4 separate regions of the Homo sapiens genome follow, and regions 1, 2 and 4 are each linked to region 3. Evidence: chromatin contacts called from ENCODE Hi-C or POLR2A ChIA-PET data. All regions are on one chromosome and are shown on one strand. The core of a region is the stretch at or near the end of the contact, and the rest is flanking DNA. Distances in the headings are between cores, read along the strand shown.

Region 1 (3,641 bases), core at 500-2,999, 580 kb after region 3:
AGGAGATCGAGACCATCTTGGCTAACACGGTGAAACCCCGTCTCTACTAAAAATACAAAAAATTAGCCGGGCACGGTGGCGTATGCCTGCAATCCCAGCTACTCGGGAGGCTGAGGCAGAAGAATCGCTTGAATCCGGGAGACGGAAGTTGCAGTAAGCCGAAATCACGCCATTGCACTCCAGCCTGGGCAATAAGAGTGAAACTCCGTCTCAAAAAACACAACAAAAAAAAAAGCCGGGCGGTGGCTCAGGCCTGTAATCCCAGCACTTTGGGAGGCTGAAGCCAGCGGATCACGAGGTCAGAAGTTCGAGACCATCCTGGCCAACATGGTGATACCCCATCTCTGTTAAAAAAAAACATATACAAAAATTAGCTGGGCGTGGTGGCGCGTGCCCGTAATCCCAGCTACTCCGGAGGCTGAGGCAGGAGAATCGCTCGAACCAGGGAGTCGGAGGTTGCAGTGAGCCGAGATTGCGCCACCGCACTCCATCCTAGCGACAGAGCGAGACTCCATCTTAAAAAAAAAAAAAAAAAAAAGATGCCATAAAAAATTACTCCTCCAAAAAAAAATTCCAATAAACCCACCTGTGGCTCACATAAAAAGGGAAGCCGTGGCACATTTATCCCAACAAGGAAGTGTTTCATTTCCAAGACTGAGTTTCCTGGAGTAATTCAGAAGTCACTTCCACCCCAAAGAAGCAGGCCACCTTTTCCAATCAGTTTAACATTGCTACTTTCAAAAGGGAGGCTGCTACTACGTAAAAGGACTCCATGTGCTGGACTGATCAAGGCAGCATGAGAACTTCACTCTTTCACCTGTAACTCACACATCCCCAAACCACATAAGCCCCTGGCAAGCCCTCTCTGGAACAGGTTTCCAGTGCAAACATCCCCTAAACAGCAACTTCCAAATGACCGAGAAGCCTAAAAATCAGCACAGCCCCCCCACCACACATACACACGCATCAGCGAAACAAGCCACTATCCCTAGCTCAGATACAAACTCTGCCCTGAACTTACTCTCCCCCAAAACAGGCAAGGACCAATTTGGTCACCATCCCACCGCCCTTCCTTGGACGAAATCCCATCAGTGCACATGCCCTCCTAAATTCCATACCTTTGCCCTACCAGCAGTTCCTTACCCTAAACACCCCTCCCCATAATATTTCACCCGCCCCTCCTTTCCATCCGGGCTCCAATCCATCAGCCCCCTCCCACCACCACCCCCTCTCCTAATTACTGTGTCCCCTCTCATAACGTTCCCCCCAAAAAGCCATCCCCGTGTCAAGCCCTCCTCCACCCACTGATCCTCGGTAAAGCCCCAGCTCCCGCAAAGAGAGAGAGACAGGATCCCCAAAGCTGACCGAAGGGCCCGCGGGAGGGGGAGGGGAGCTCAGGGCCGTGCGCATGCGCCCCGGGCGCCGCGGTAGCCGGTCGCCCCTAGGCCCGGAGAGAGCCCCAGCCGCCGCCGTCGTCCCCCACCCCCCGACCACCGCACCTACACGCCGGCCCGGACTCGGGCTTCACGCAGGGAAGGATACTTAAAGCCAGCATTTTGGATTGGTAGTCAAAGGCTACCACCTCGCCCTGCAGCCGCTGCTCCTGGCACGTCCGGCACGACACCTGGCTCCCAACGCTGAAGTACTCGCCCGGAGGAGCCGCCATCTTGGGAGTGCAGCCGCGGCCGGCGGCGGCGGCGGCAGCAGCGGGCGAAAGCCGGGCCCCCAGTGAGCGCCGCGACGCGACGGCGCGCACGGAGCGTGCTTGCGTCACACGCCGGGGCGTGGCCTGGCGCTGGTTGGGGCGGGATCCTAGGTGGAGTGGGAAAGAAGAGGAAATAAAGGGGAATCTGAAAAGTATTTGTATAGCTGCGTCCGCTCGGTTAAGTGCTTGTAGAGTCCATTTTAGAAGTTAAGGATAAATGACCTACGTGGAATGAAAAGGGGAAAGAGGAGGGAGCTGCAGTCTCCATTATATGCACACCTTCCACACAAGAGTTTAATGAATGAATTTTATAAAATATGTTAACCCCATTTTGCATATGAGGAATCAGAGCCTCAGAGGACTTAACGATACTTGGACAAGATGATTATAAGGCTGGGAGCGGTGGCTCACGCCTGTAATCCCAGCACTTTGGGAGGCCGAGGCGGGTGGATCACCTGAGGTCAGGGGTTCGAGACCAGCCTGGCCAACATGGTGAAACCCCGTCTCTACTAAAAATACAAAAATTAGCCGGGTACGGTGGCGCGTGCCTGTAATCCCAGCTACTAGGGGGACTGAGGCTGGAGGATCTCTTGAACCTGGAAGGCGGAGGTTGCACTGAGCCAAGATTGTGCCACTGCACTCTAGCCTGGGCAACAGAGCGAGACTCTGTCTCAAAACAAACAAACAAACAAAAAAAGATGATTATAACTACTGAGTGATAGTGGAAAGAACATTGGCTGTGGAGTTAGATAAGCTGGAACCAGAATCCGAGGTCAGCCTCTTACTAAATCACCTGACCTTGAGCAAGCAAATTACCTGATCCTGTTTCTTCATAGGCATTTGTATTGTCACTTCTTGAGCATCTAACAGCCCTTTGAGGTAGGAATCAATGTCCTCCTTTTACATAAACTAAGTTTTAGACTAAACTTGTCCACGGTTCCACAACTAGCAAAAACAGTCTGCCTATTTCCAAGGACGGTGCTATTTACTGCTATACTCTGTTACATAATAATACCTACCTCATAGTTAGGAGGTTTAAATGCGGTAACGGGTATAAGTGCATGGCATGTACTAGGTCTTTAATAAATGGTAGTTCCCCCTTAGTCACCCATCACTCTTAGAAGTCAAGACACTTCCCCTTCTCCCTTTTTGCCCTCTCTCCCAGAAAGCCAGGCAAAAGGCAGGAATGAGGAGCAGCGGATAGTGACAAAAAGGGGCTTGGAGGAGGGGTTTTGCGCCCCTGCCCTTGAATGTCCGTCTGATGTACAAAACAGTCGTTTTCTTAATCTTATGCAAAGGACTATGAGCGTGCATTTTCAAGCCCTACTACCACCAATGGCTGTCGCTAACCCACCCACCGCTCACTATAGAAATTTTGGATCCTCGCTTCATGTATAAGAAACAGGTTGACCTTTCTCTAGTCCAGAGGGAAGCAAAGGGCCAGTCTTGGCGCGGCTTAACCTGAACAAAGTTCAAAAGTATTTCCTTGCCCTCCAAGAAACATAAACTTCCTGGTGTTGGAAGTATTGATACACTCATTATAATAGGAATAAAAATTCTGCTCCTTCATAGTGTGCTTTTTCAGAGAACTTTTTTTTTTTTTTTTTTGAGATAGAGCCTCGCTCTGTCACCCAGACTGGAGTGCAGTGGCGCCATCTTGGCTCACTGCAACCCGCACCTCCCAGGTTCAAGCGATTCTCCTGCCTCAGCTTCCGGAGTAGCTGGAATTACAGGCACGAGCCACCATGCCCGGCTAATTTTTGTACTTTTAGTACAGATGGGGTTTCACCATGTTGGCCAGGCTGGTCTCAAACTCCTGGGCTCAAGCAATCTTCCCGCCTCGGCTGGCCTCTCAAAGTGCTGGGATTACGGGCGTGAGCCATGTGGCCGGCCTCAGAGAACTTTCATGCCTCTCATCCTTGTTCTGGCCCCCATA
Region 2 (3,295 bases), core at 796-3,295, 520 kb before region 3:
TGGAACTTAAGAGTCTAGAGAACAGAGGCTGGAAAACAGACAATTGCAATATGACCTATAACATGCCATAATATGAAAAAGTATATGACGCTAGAGAACCTCAAAGGAAAGAGACCTAACAGTCTTGGGGAATCAAAAAAAGACTTCCTGAAAGAAATGCTGTCTAAAATGAGACCTTCTATGGATACTTGAGGTCACAGGTTTTCCTTCAGCAGATCAGGGAAATCTTCATACTGGGAAAATCACCATAATAATGACTGATATGAAATTGGAACTCTCTCAATACCAAGTCTACTGAACATGTTCTCTCATGTCACTTATTTGCTTAAGAACCTGAGTGGAGGCCAGGGCAGTGGCTCACACCTGTAGGCCCAGCCTTTGGGAGGCCAAGGTGGGAGGACTGTTTGAGGCCAGGAGCTCAAGATCAGCCTGGGCAATAAAGTGAGACCTCATCTCTACAAAAAAGCAGCCAAGCATGTTGGTTGTGCGCCTGTAGTCCCCACTACTGGAGAGGCTAAAACAGGAGGATTGCTTGAGCCTGGGAGTTCGAGGCTGCAGTGAGCTAGATCAGGCCACTGCACTCCAGCCTGGGTGACATAGCAAGATCCTGTCTCTTAAAAATAAAAAAGAAAGAAAATAACCTGCATGGTTCGCTGCCCACACACCTTAATACACCTTTTTTTTTTCTTTTGAGACGGAGTCTTGTTCTGTCCCCCACGCTGAAGTGCAGTGGCACAATCTTGGCTCACTGCAACTTCAGCCTCCCGGTTCAAGTGATTCTCATGCCTCAGCCTCCCGAGTAGCTGGGACTACAGGGGCCTGCCAGTATGCCTGGTTAATTTTTATATTTTTAGTAGAGACAAGGTTTCATCATGTTGGTCAGGCTACTTGGGAGGCTGAGACAGGAGAATCACTTGAACCCAGGAGGCGGAGGTTGCAGAGCTGAGATCATGCCACTGCACTTCAGCCTGATGACAGCGAGAGATTCTGTCTCAAAAAAAAAAAGAAAGAAAGAAAGAAAAGAAAAGAAAGAAAAGCCTTTCTCATAATGCCCACCTTTGGTGTTATTATCCTCCTCTTCCATCTTCACAATGTACCTCACTTGCGCTCATGTTGTACCTAGTCCTCATCACAGCACTGATAAATATGCTCTCTGCTGTACTACTGTAACCCGTCTATCTCACCTGAACTCCTTCAGGAACATCTTTTTCAGTCCCTAAAACCCGAAGCTAATTCCTTCCTTGGGGCCTTTGCACCTGCTATTCTACCTGCCTGAATACTCCCTCTGCCCCCCAGCACCACTAGATAATTGCAAAGACTCACCCCCTCACTTCGTTTAGGTCTCTACTGAAATAACTTACCCTTCATCTAGACAAGCATCCCATCACTCTCTTTCCCTTTACTTGGTTTTTGTTTATTACTTATTATACCTAGCACACACAGTTGTCTTCAATAAACATTCCACGTATATAAAGGCACTGTGTTGTTCACCGGTTATCCTTACAGCCTGGAATAATATCTAGCATATGTTATGTCTAGATAAGCAATTGCTGATAAATACTCATTAAATGAATAACAAAATGAATTAAACTAAAGCTCATCTGAATTCATTATGGCTGAGAAAAAAGGGGCAGGAGAGCATTTCGGCCTGAGCACAAAGAAACTGGGGGCTTCCTGGGAAGAGATCGTTTTGGTACCTGTCCCCCGCCCTCAGGGAAAAGCACTGTGTCTTCCAGCACCACTTGGAAACCGCTCAGCACTTCTTTCTTGCCGTTGCTCCCTTCAGTCTGCAGCTCCGCGGGACAGCAGGAGACCACGGTGGTGGTGAACTGAACAGAGAGGAATGAGAGAATAAGCCCCGACCCCAGCCCTAGCCCTAGCCCTCTCCACACCAGGACAGAATGCCATGTTGGCACTCCCTACACGTGGCGCCCTCTTCCCCAAACCGCCTTGCCGGCCCGGCAGTCTCAAGTGCCTCGCCGTGACGCCGTACCTCTCGGGCATAACTGTCACGCTGACACCAGAACGCCATACCTGCAGGCGTGTGAGGAGGCGCACGCGCAGAGAAGCCTGGGAGCGAACGGAGAGCGACGTGGGACAAACGTCATCAAGGGCGCTTGTCTGCGCAGAAGCAGGAGGGTAAGGAATGGAATGCGGTTTGGATAAATTTACTGAAAACGCGAATTGCATATTTGCTGGGTTGTTTAACGACTGTTCTAAGGCTTTACAAAGGACAAGACCAGGAGGAAAAAAACAAACAAACAAAAACAAAAAAACGCGACCTGGACAAGGCACGTGGTTTAGTGAGCCCCTTGGGGCCCCAGGGATGTAAGTATTCTGGCTGCGGAATCCCAGCGCATAGAGGCGGGGACGGGACTGGCATGGTTACTGAGCAGCACTGCCCAGTAGAAATAGAAAGCAAGGAGCTGGGGGAGGTGGCTCACGCCTGTAATCCCAGCATTTTGGGAGGTCGAGGCGGGTGGATCACCTCAGGCCAGGAGTTCGAGACCAGCCTGGCCAACATAGCGAAACTCCGTCTCTACTAAAAATACAAAAATTAGCCGGGCGTGGTGGCGGGCGCCTGTAATCCCAGCTACCCGGGAGGCTGAGGCAGGAGAATCGCTGGAACCCGGGAGGCGGGGTTGCAGTGAGCAGAGATTGCACCACTGCACTCCAGCCTGGGCGACAGAGCGAGACTCCGTCTCAATTAAAAAAAAAAAAAAAAAAAAAAAAAAAGGCCGAGCGCGGTGACTCACGCCTGTAATCCCAGCACTTTGGGAGGCCGAGGCGGGCGGATCACGAGGTCAGGATATCGAGACCATCCTGACTAACGCGGTGAAATCCCGTCTCTACTAAAAATACAAAAAATTAGCCGGGCGTGGTGGCGGACGCCTGTAGTCCCAGCTACTCCGGAGGCTGAGGCAGGAGAATGGCGTGAACCTGGGAGGCGGAGCTTGCAGTGAGCCGAGATCGCACCATTGCACTCCAGCCTGGGCGACAGAGCGAGACTCCGTCTCAAAAAAAAAAAAAAAAAAAAAAAAGAAGAACAATTTGGCCAGCGTGGCCAACATGGTGAAACCCTGTTTCTACTAAAAACACAAAAACATTAGCCAGGCGTGGTGGCACACGCCTATATAATCCCAGCTACACGGGAGGCTGAGGCAGGAGAATCACTTTAACCCGAGAGGAGGAGGTTGCAGTGAGCCGAAATCGTACCACTGCACTCCAGCCTGGGTAACCCAGCGAGACTACGTCTCAAGAAAATTACATTACATTACATTAAAATAGTTTGGGC
Region 3 (3,243 bases), core at 245-2,744:
AGTTGGGAGACCTGAGCTTATGACCTTGGACTTACAGCACAGCTGATATTTGGGGGAATAAGGTTTGTTGTTGTTTTTGTGTGTGTGTTTTGTTTGTTTGAGACGGAGTCTCACTCTGTCGCACAGGCTAGAGTGCAGTGGCGAGATCTCAGCTCACTGCAACATCCACCTCCCAGGTTCAAGCAATTCTCCCGCCTCAGCCTCCCTAGTAGCTGGGACTACAGGCACATACCATCACGCCCAGCTAATTTTTGTATTTTTAGTACAGACGAGGTTTCACCATGTTGGCCAGAGTGGTCTTGAACTCCTGACCTCAAGTGATCCGCCCGTCTCGGCCTCCCAAAGTGCTGGGATTACAGGGGTGAGCCACAGTGCCCAGCCCCTGGGGGAATAAGTTCTGAGAGGACACAGGAAAACTGGGGATTGAAAAGCAGGTTTTCACAAGAGTGGAGGCAGCTGGCTCTGTGGGTTCCCAGACTAAGGGGATCTGTGCTTGACAGACCAGAGGCCAGTTCTGTGACCATCATCTCAGCCTTGAATTTTTTTTTTTTTTTTTTTGAGACAAAGTCTCACTCTGTCGCCCATGCTGGAGTGTAGTGGTGTGAACTCAGGTCACTCCAACCTCTGCCTCCTGGGTTCAAGCGATTCTTGTGCCTCAGCCTCCCGAGTAGCTGGGACTACAGGCGCCCACCACCACCACGCCCGGCTAAGTTTTCTATTTTTAGTAGAGATGGAGTTTCGCCACGTTGGCCAGGCTGGTCTGGAACTCCTGACCTCAAGTGATCCACCAGCCTCGGCCTCCCAAAGTGCTGGCATTACAGGCGTGAGCCACTGCACCCGGCCTAGCCTTGTGATATTAACAGTAACTGTCATTTGCGGTGTGCCTACTCTGTGTCACACTCCTTGCAGTTATTCCATTTAGGGTAGAGCAACATTATTCTAGTTTACAGATGAGAAAACTAAGGCCCCAGAGATTGATTTGCCCAAGCAGCCAGCTGGCAGTGGAAGTGCCAGTTTCTTCGTGTGTAAAACAAGAGAAGGCAATCTACTGCCTACTGGCTTGTCAAGGGTCACTTGAGATCGGACGACAGGAACCACAAAGAAGTGAGGCCGGGAATTTGCGGATCCACAGTAAAGCAAGTTTGTCTTTTTCCAGACGTGCATTAAGATTCCTTTTTCAAGTGTTCTAAAGCGCAGGCGCAGGCTGTTTTGCGGTTGCCTCCCGGCGCCTCTTGTGCAGGCCGGGGTCGCCCTCTGCCGACCCAGGGCGGGAGCGCGCTGAGTGAACGTTTCCAGGCCTGAGGGCGGGCGGAGATTTTTCTCGCCTGTAGAGGGCGCAGATCGGCGTGCAGAGTAACCCACTCTAGTTGTCCCTTCCTTAAGCACTTCCTGTTTGATCTCTATGATCCATCCTGTTGGGACTTGATTCGTTCCTCAAATTTTCAATTTACCGTAAACAAAGGGGACGCGCGCTGACCCGGAAGTGAAAGCTGGAACCCGGCCGGAGTAGCTCTGAGCGCCGGCTGTGAGGAAGGAGGTTCTGGGCAAGCTATAGCCATGGCTGTGGCTGTAGCCATGGCGGGAGCCTTAATCGGGTCGGAGCCAGGCCCCGCGGAAGAACTTGCCAAACTCGAGTACCTGTCTTTGGTGTCAAAGGTTTGCACTGAGCTGGACAATCACTTGGGGATCAACGACAAGGACCTTGGTGAGCTCGGGGAGGTCCCTGGGACCTCAGTTTGGGATTGAGGGAAGCGGAAGGAGGAAGGAGGAAGGAGAAAGGTGGTTGATGGACCGAAAGTATGTTCGTGTGAATCTGTCTCTCTCTGTCGCAGACACCGGTGCCCAGGGTACACGCTGCCGTGGCCTCGGCTTGAGAGCCCTCGAGAAACTTTAGAAACTTTCCCAGAGCTGTCAGTGAAGCCCGGGGCGGTCATCTCTGCTTGATTGTTTTTTGTTTGTTTTTTCAGCCTCAATTAAACATGTTTAACAACAACAGCAGCAGATGCTGCGATGACGACGATGATGGCTGACGTTTATTGGGTGCTCACTATGTGCTAGATGCGATGCTCAGCTCTTTATTGACATTATTTTATTTGGTCTTCACGCCACTCTGTGACATAGTAGTTAGCGTCTGTGCTTTTAACTGTGTTCTTTGACCGTTCATCCTGTACTCTTTTTTGAGGCAGGGCCTCGCTCTGTTTCCCGGGCTGGAGTGCAGTGGCACGATCTCGGCTCACTGCAGCCTCCACCTCCTGGGCTCAAGCAGTCCTCCCACCTCAGCCTCCCGAGTAGCTGGGACTACAGGCGGGCGCCACCAAGCTCGACTCATTTTTAAATTTTTTGTAGAGACGGGGGTCTCACTGTATTGCCCAGGCTGGTCTCGAACTTCTGGGCTCAAGCAGTCCTCTTCCCTCGGCCTCCCAAAGTGTTGGGATTACAGGCGTGAGCCATTGCGTCCTGTACTATGTCTTAAACACCAGTCACTAGATGTTTTGGGGCAAACTACATCTGGGGAGCCGAAACTGAGGAATTAGAAAAGGCTAGGGTCCTAAAGCTAAAGCCATAGACAGATGGAGCCTTTATGAAGGTACAGAGGATGGATGGGATCAAGGGCAACCAATGGATGGATTGACCTTTGGTACGTACAGCAAGGCTTCTTCAGTTGTAACAGGAGCGAGGACAGAGAATACAGTTGCAGATTCAGATGAGTTTAGAGATTGGTGGTGGGAAGATGAGTGAGAGAGTTCCAGCCCACTCTTCAGTTTCCTAAATGAAGATAAAGTCATCAACCGGAGGGATGGAAGGGAAGGGGCAGGTGACAGGAGGGGTTAGGGAAGTTAGACGAGTGACCTTTGGTAAGATTCATAGTTTCTCTGAAGCTGTTTTTCTCATCTGTGAAGTGGGACGATGTCTTCACAGGGTCACCATATAGCATTTAGGAAGATGCCCTGCAGCCAGTATATTTTAGTTTACTTTTTTCTCTTGCCTCCCAGCCAAGATGTGTCTGTCCTATATAACTTTTCCCGCAGGATTCTTCTCTTTTAGTTGATAATGAGGTGATAATTTCGTCGGTTTTGCTATCTCGTTAATATGTTTCCTTTATTCAGCAAATATTGAGCTGGGGGCTAGGCATACCACAGAGAACAAGACAGATTTCTGCTTTCAGGGAGCTTACCTTTCTCTCTGTTTTCATTTTAACTCCTAATACCTTGGCCTTTTAGAAGAAACAAAAAAGTTATTGAC
Region 4 (3,182 bases), core at 154-2,653, 710 kb before region 3:
TTAAAGGGTTCACATGCATGGCCTCAATCTCATAAAGCAGGAATGAAAGGCGTTCTGCAGAGAGCAGAGACATGGGGACAGGTGGAGTGCCTTGATGAATGTGGAAAAGTTTGAATAGTTATCTTGAGGGTGACGGAGTCAATAAAAGACAAAGGATCACAGAGCTGCCCTTAGAGCCCGGTAGTGAGGCTAGTCAGGGAATCTAGGGCTTGGCAAACATGTTCTGGTTATTTTTCTTCCAGCAATACTCCAGAGCCCAGGAGTGAAAAAAAGAGGTGGGGGAAATGGAGCAACGATCATTGGTTTGGGAACTGACCTGTAGGTAGGTAGGTAGGTAAGGGGACAGAATTGAGTAGTTTAGGCTGGGTAAGGAGTCTGATAAAACCAAAAGGGGTCCTAGGTCTTGAGACAAGAAAGGCGAGGTCATGGCAGAGGTGAGAGATGGGTGGTTGTGGTCAAAGCCTGCAGCTCTGAATCATGGAAGTAGGGCTGTCTCTAGTGATTCAAGCTACAAAGTGTGCTCCCATGGGTGCTGCAGGAGCCTGAGGAATGGTGAAGTCAAAGGAAATTGGAGGGCCGGGTTGGTCACCTGTTATCCCTTTGGGAGGCTGAGGTCTGGAGATCGCTTGAGCCCAGGAGTTTGAGACCAACCTGGGCCAACATAGTGAGTGCCCATCTCTAGAAAATATTAGCCGGGTTGCTGGGAGCGTTAACTCACTCCTGTAGTCCCAGCACTTTGGGAGGTCGAGGCAGGAGGATCACTTGAGCCCAGGAGTTTGGTGAGACGCCCATCTGTACCAAAACAACAACAAAATGTATTTAATAACTGGGTGCGGTGGTGTGCACCTGTAGTCCCAGCTACTCAGGAGGCTGAAGCCGGACGGTCGCCAGATCTCAGGAGGTAGAGGCTGCAGTGAGCTGTGATTGTGCCACTGTATTCCAGCCTGGGCAACAAAGGGAGACCTTTCTCAAAAATAAATAAACAGATAAATAAATAAAAAATTAAAAATAAAACAAAGGACATTGGAATTGAGCTTGGGTAATTGTGAGTTGATCAAATTAAATGGCAATTCACAGAAATGTTAATATTAAAAGAAGCCTAGTATAGAGGAAACAAAGGTAGGCTGGGATCTGGAGATCTGGGCTTTATTTGCCGTTCTACTTCAGCAACAAAAATTCGCCGCTTTGGGGAAGACATGACCTTTCTCTGGGGTTGAACCAGAAGACTTCCCAGGACTCTTCCTGCTCCAAAAGATAGGGCTTTTTAGGATAACAGCGAGGGACTGGGTCATGACGAGGACTCCTCCTGCCGGTCTCTCTCTTTCCAGAAAGGCTTCCGGAACCTTTCTGCATTGCCTTCTGCCCGGACGTGCGGAAGCGAAGGCCGGAAGTCCTTAGCCGGTAGCTTCCGGGTTTCCTGGGCTACTACGATGGCGATGAGTTTCGAGTGGCCGTGGCAGTATCGCTTCCCACCCTTCTTTACGTGAGGCTCAGACCCCAAGAAGCACCGCTGTGCCTCCCTCCCCTCCCCCGGACCCTGGGCTCAGCCCTGATGCTTCATATGGGGAGGGGGAGAAAAGACCCGTCGGCCAACACCCTCAGTCCCTTACTTTCTTCCTGAAATGCGTCCCGGGCAAGTGCTGCCTCCCGCCCTCTAATTCTGCGCCCCACTCCCTTCACCCGGCAGGTTACAACCGAATGTGGACACTCGGCAGAAGCAGCTGGCCGCCTGGTGCTCGCTGGTCCTGTCCTTCTGCCGCCTGCACAAACAGTCCAGCATGACGGTGATGGAAGCTCAGGAGAGCCCGCTCTTCAACAACGTCAAGCTACAGCGTATCCTCCCTCAGGCTCTTCCACAGCCCATACACATGCACTTCTGCGCTTTCACACATGCCCAGACGCCCCCCCGCGCCAGCCCCCTTTTACCCATGGTAGGCAGATTCCCACCCAAACTGGACTTAAAGAGTGAAAATGTGTAGCTGACATTTTCCCCTGGCAAATGCAGTACCATACCCTCTTGTTCTTGGCAGTGATGACTGCTCGGATGTCATTAAGGTCTTAGAATTTCTGCCCTGAAGCCAAGTTCCAAGTTTTTTAACCTAAACCCTTTTGACTATTTGTATCTTCCATCCTTTTCTGTGTGAGGCCCAGACTTGGGTAACTACCTTTAATTATTTTCTCTGCCCCCCTCCTGCCAGGAAGTAAGGGTCATTTGTTTTTGCTGCCTGATTCATCCCTAAAATATCTGTGGAGAAAGGCTGAAGGAAGGCAACAGACAGAGGGTGAGGAATGACAGTACCTTTCATTTTCTAAAGCTTCTTTCTTTCTTTTTTTTTTTTTTTTTTGGAGACAGGGTCTTCCTCTCTTGCTCAGGCTGGAATGCAGTGGCACAATCACATAAAGCTCCTTTTAATTGGAAGAGTTTCTCTTTACCTTCCTCCTTTGAATATCCAGGAAATGCCAATTCATATCATGTTGGGAAATTGCACACATATGTGTGTGGGAGAGGAAGGGGCAGGTGTTTCTCAACATGGGACTGGCTCTGAAAATTTTTATCCTACCCAACTCATGTGTATGCCGTTCCCTTAACCTTAAACCAGGAAAGCTTCCTGTGGAGTCGATCCAGATTGTATTAGAGGAACTGAGGAAGAAAGGTGGGTTCAGTTCCCCAGATTCCTTATTTTTCTTCCTAGTTGGGTTTTCCTGAGGGCAAATTAGGATAAGTCTTTTTCCCTTTAATAACTTTTTCTCTCTCCTGGCTTGAAGGCCAGAGTCTTCTGTAAAGTAGGCAGCCCAATTCCCAAGTCCTTTCTTCTTTGTACACAAAATTGAAATCTCTGTCTGTGCCCTAAACCTGAAGAGAAGTGGAAGAAGGATGAGTGCCTTGTAGATAATAATAGTAAAATAAATATTGAATCTTTCTTTCTGAAAGCTGAGTCTCTTCCACTCTGTCCCACCTTGGTATTTTTTTGCCTCTTTGTTTCTTTTTAGTTCATGATACTTTTTTTTTGGGTGGGGAGATAAGGTCTCACTCTGTCATCCAGGCTGGAGTGCAGTGGCTCAGTCCTATCTCACTGCAGCCTCGACTCCCAGGCTCAAGTGATCCTCCCATCTCAGCCTCCTGAGTAGTTGAGACCTCAGGCATGTGTCACCACACACCTGGCTAATTTTTTGTATTTTCT

Evidence for each region. Hi-C counts contacts between places; a loop is a spot of excess contacts on that map. ChIA-PET counts read pairs that join two places held with the same protein, here RNA polymerase II (POLR2A). Pooled maps may share reads with other maps.
Region 1: a loop to region 3 is called in a pooled map, with 14 times the contacts of the local background. The contact joins the promoter of LSM12 here to the promoter of DHX8 in region 3. A Hi-C loop is called at or near these places in 1 of 168 maps with a recorded cell type or tissue (CD8-positive, alpha-beta T cell), 1 of 37 single-sample maps with no recorded cell type and 8 of 50 pooled maps. POLR2A ChIA-PET finds 5 or more read pairs at or near these places in 2 of 52 experiments (B cell and OCI-LY7).
Region 2: a pooled map shows a loop between it and region 3 (10-fold over the local background). The contact joins the promoter of AARSD1 here to the promoter of DHX8 in region 3. A Hi-C loop is called at or near these places in 6 of 50 pooled maps. POLR2A ChIA-PET finds 5 or more read pairs at or near these places in 3 of 52 experiments (Caco-2, activated CD8-positive, alpha-beta T cell and naive thymus-derived CD8-positive, alpha-beta T cell).
Region 4: a pooled map shows a loop between it and region 3 (7-fold over the local background). The contact joins the promoter of VPS25 here to the promoter of DHX8 in region 3. A Hi-C loop is called at or near these places in 4 of 50 pooled maps. POLR2A ChIA-PET finds 5 or more read pairs at or near these places in 3 of 52 experiments (CD4-positive, alpha-beta T cell, CD8-positive, alpha-beta T cell and activated T-cell).

The regions. Positions count from the first base shown.
Region 1 is chr17:44,064,922-44,068,562 of GRCh38, forward strand. It overlaps LSM12 (LSM12 homolog), which reads right to left and starts at 1,750. Exons shown (of 5, transcript NM_001371445.1): 1 at 1,543-1,750. The coding sequence starts at 1,666. RefSeq lists silencers at 1,283-1,422, 1,713-1,832.
Region 2 is chr17:42,962,409-42,965,703 of GRCh38, forward strand. AARSD1 (alanyl-tRNA synthetase domain containing 1) reads right to left here and starts at 2,046. Exons shown (of 12, transcript NM_001261434.2): 1 at 1,994-2,046; 2 at 1,698-1,829. The coding sequence starts at 2,032. It overlaps PTGES3L-AARSD1 (PTGES3L-AARSD1 readthrough), which reads right to left. Exons shown (of 17, transcript NM_001136042.2): 7 at 1,698-1,829.
Region 3 is chr17:43,482,481-43,485,723 of GRCh38, forward strand. It overlaps DHX8 (DEAH-box helicase 8), which reads left to right and starts at 1,495. Exons shown (of 23, transcript NM_004941.3): 1 at 1,495-1,705. The coding sequence starts at 1,558. RefSeq lists enhancers at 1,188-2,030, 1,330-1,759.
Region 4 is chr17:42,772,046-42,775,227 of GRCh38, forward strand. VPS25 (vacuolar protein sorting 25 homolog) reads left to right here and starts at 1,404. Exons shown (of 6, transcript NM_032353.4): 1 at 1,404-1,483; 2 at 1,688-1,833; 3 at 2,601-2,654. The coding sequence starts at 1,431. RefSeq lists enhancers at 1,296-1,495, 1,579-2,126.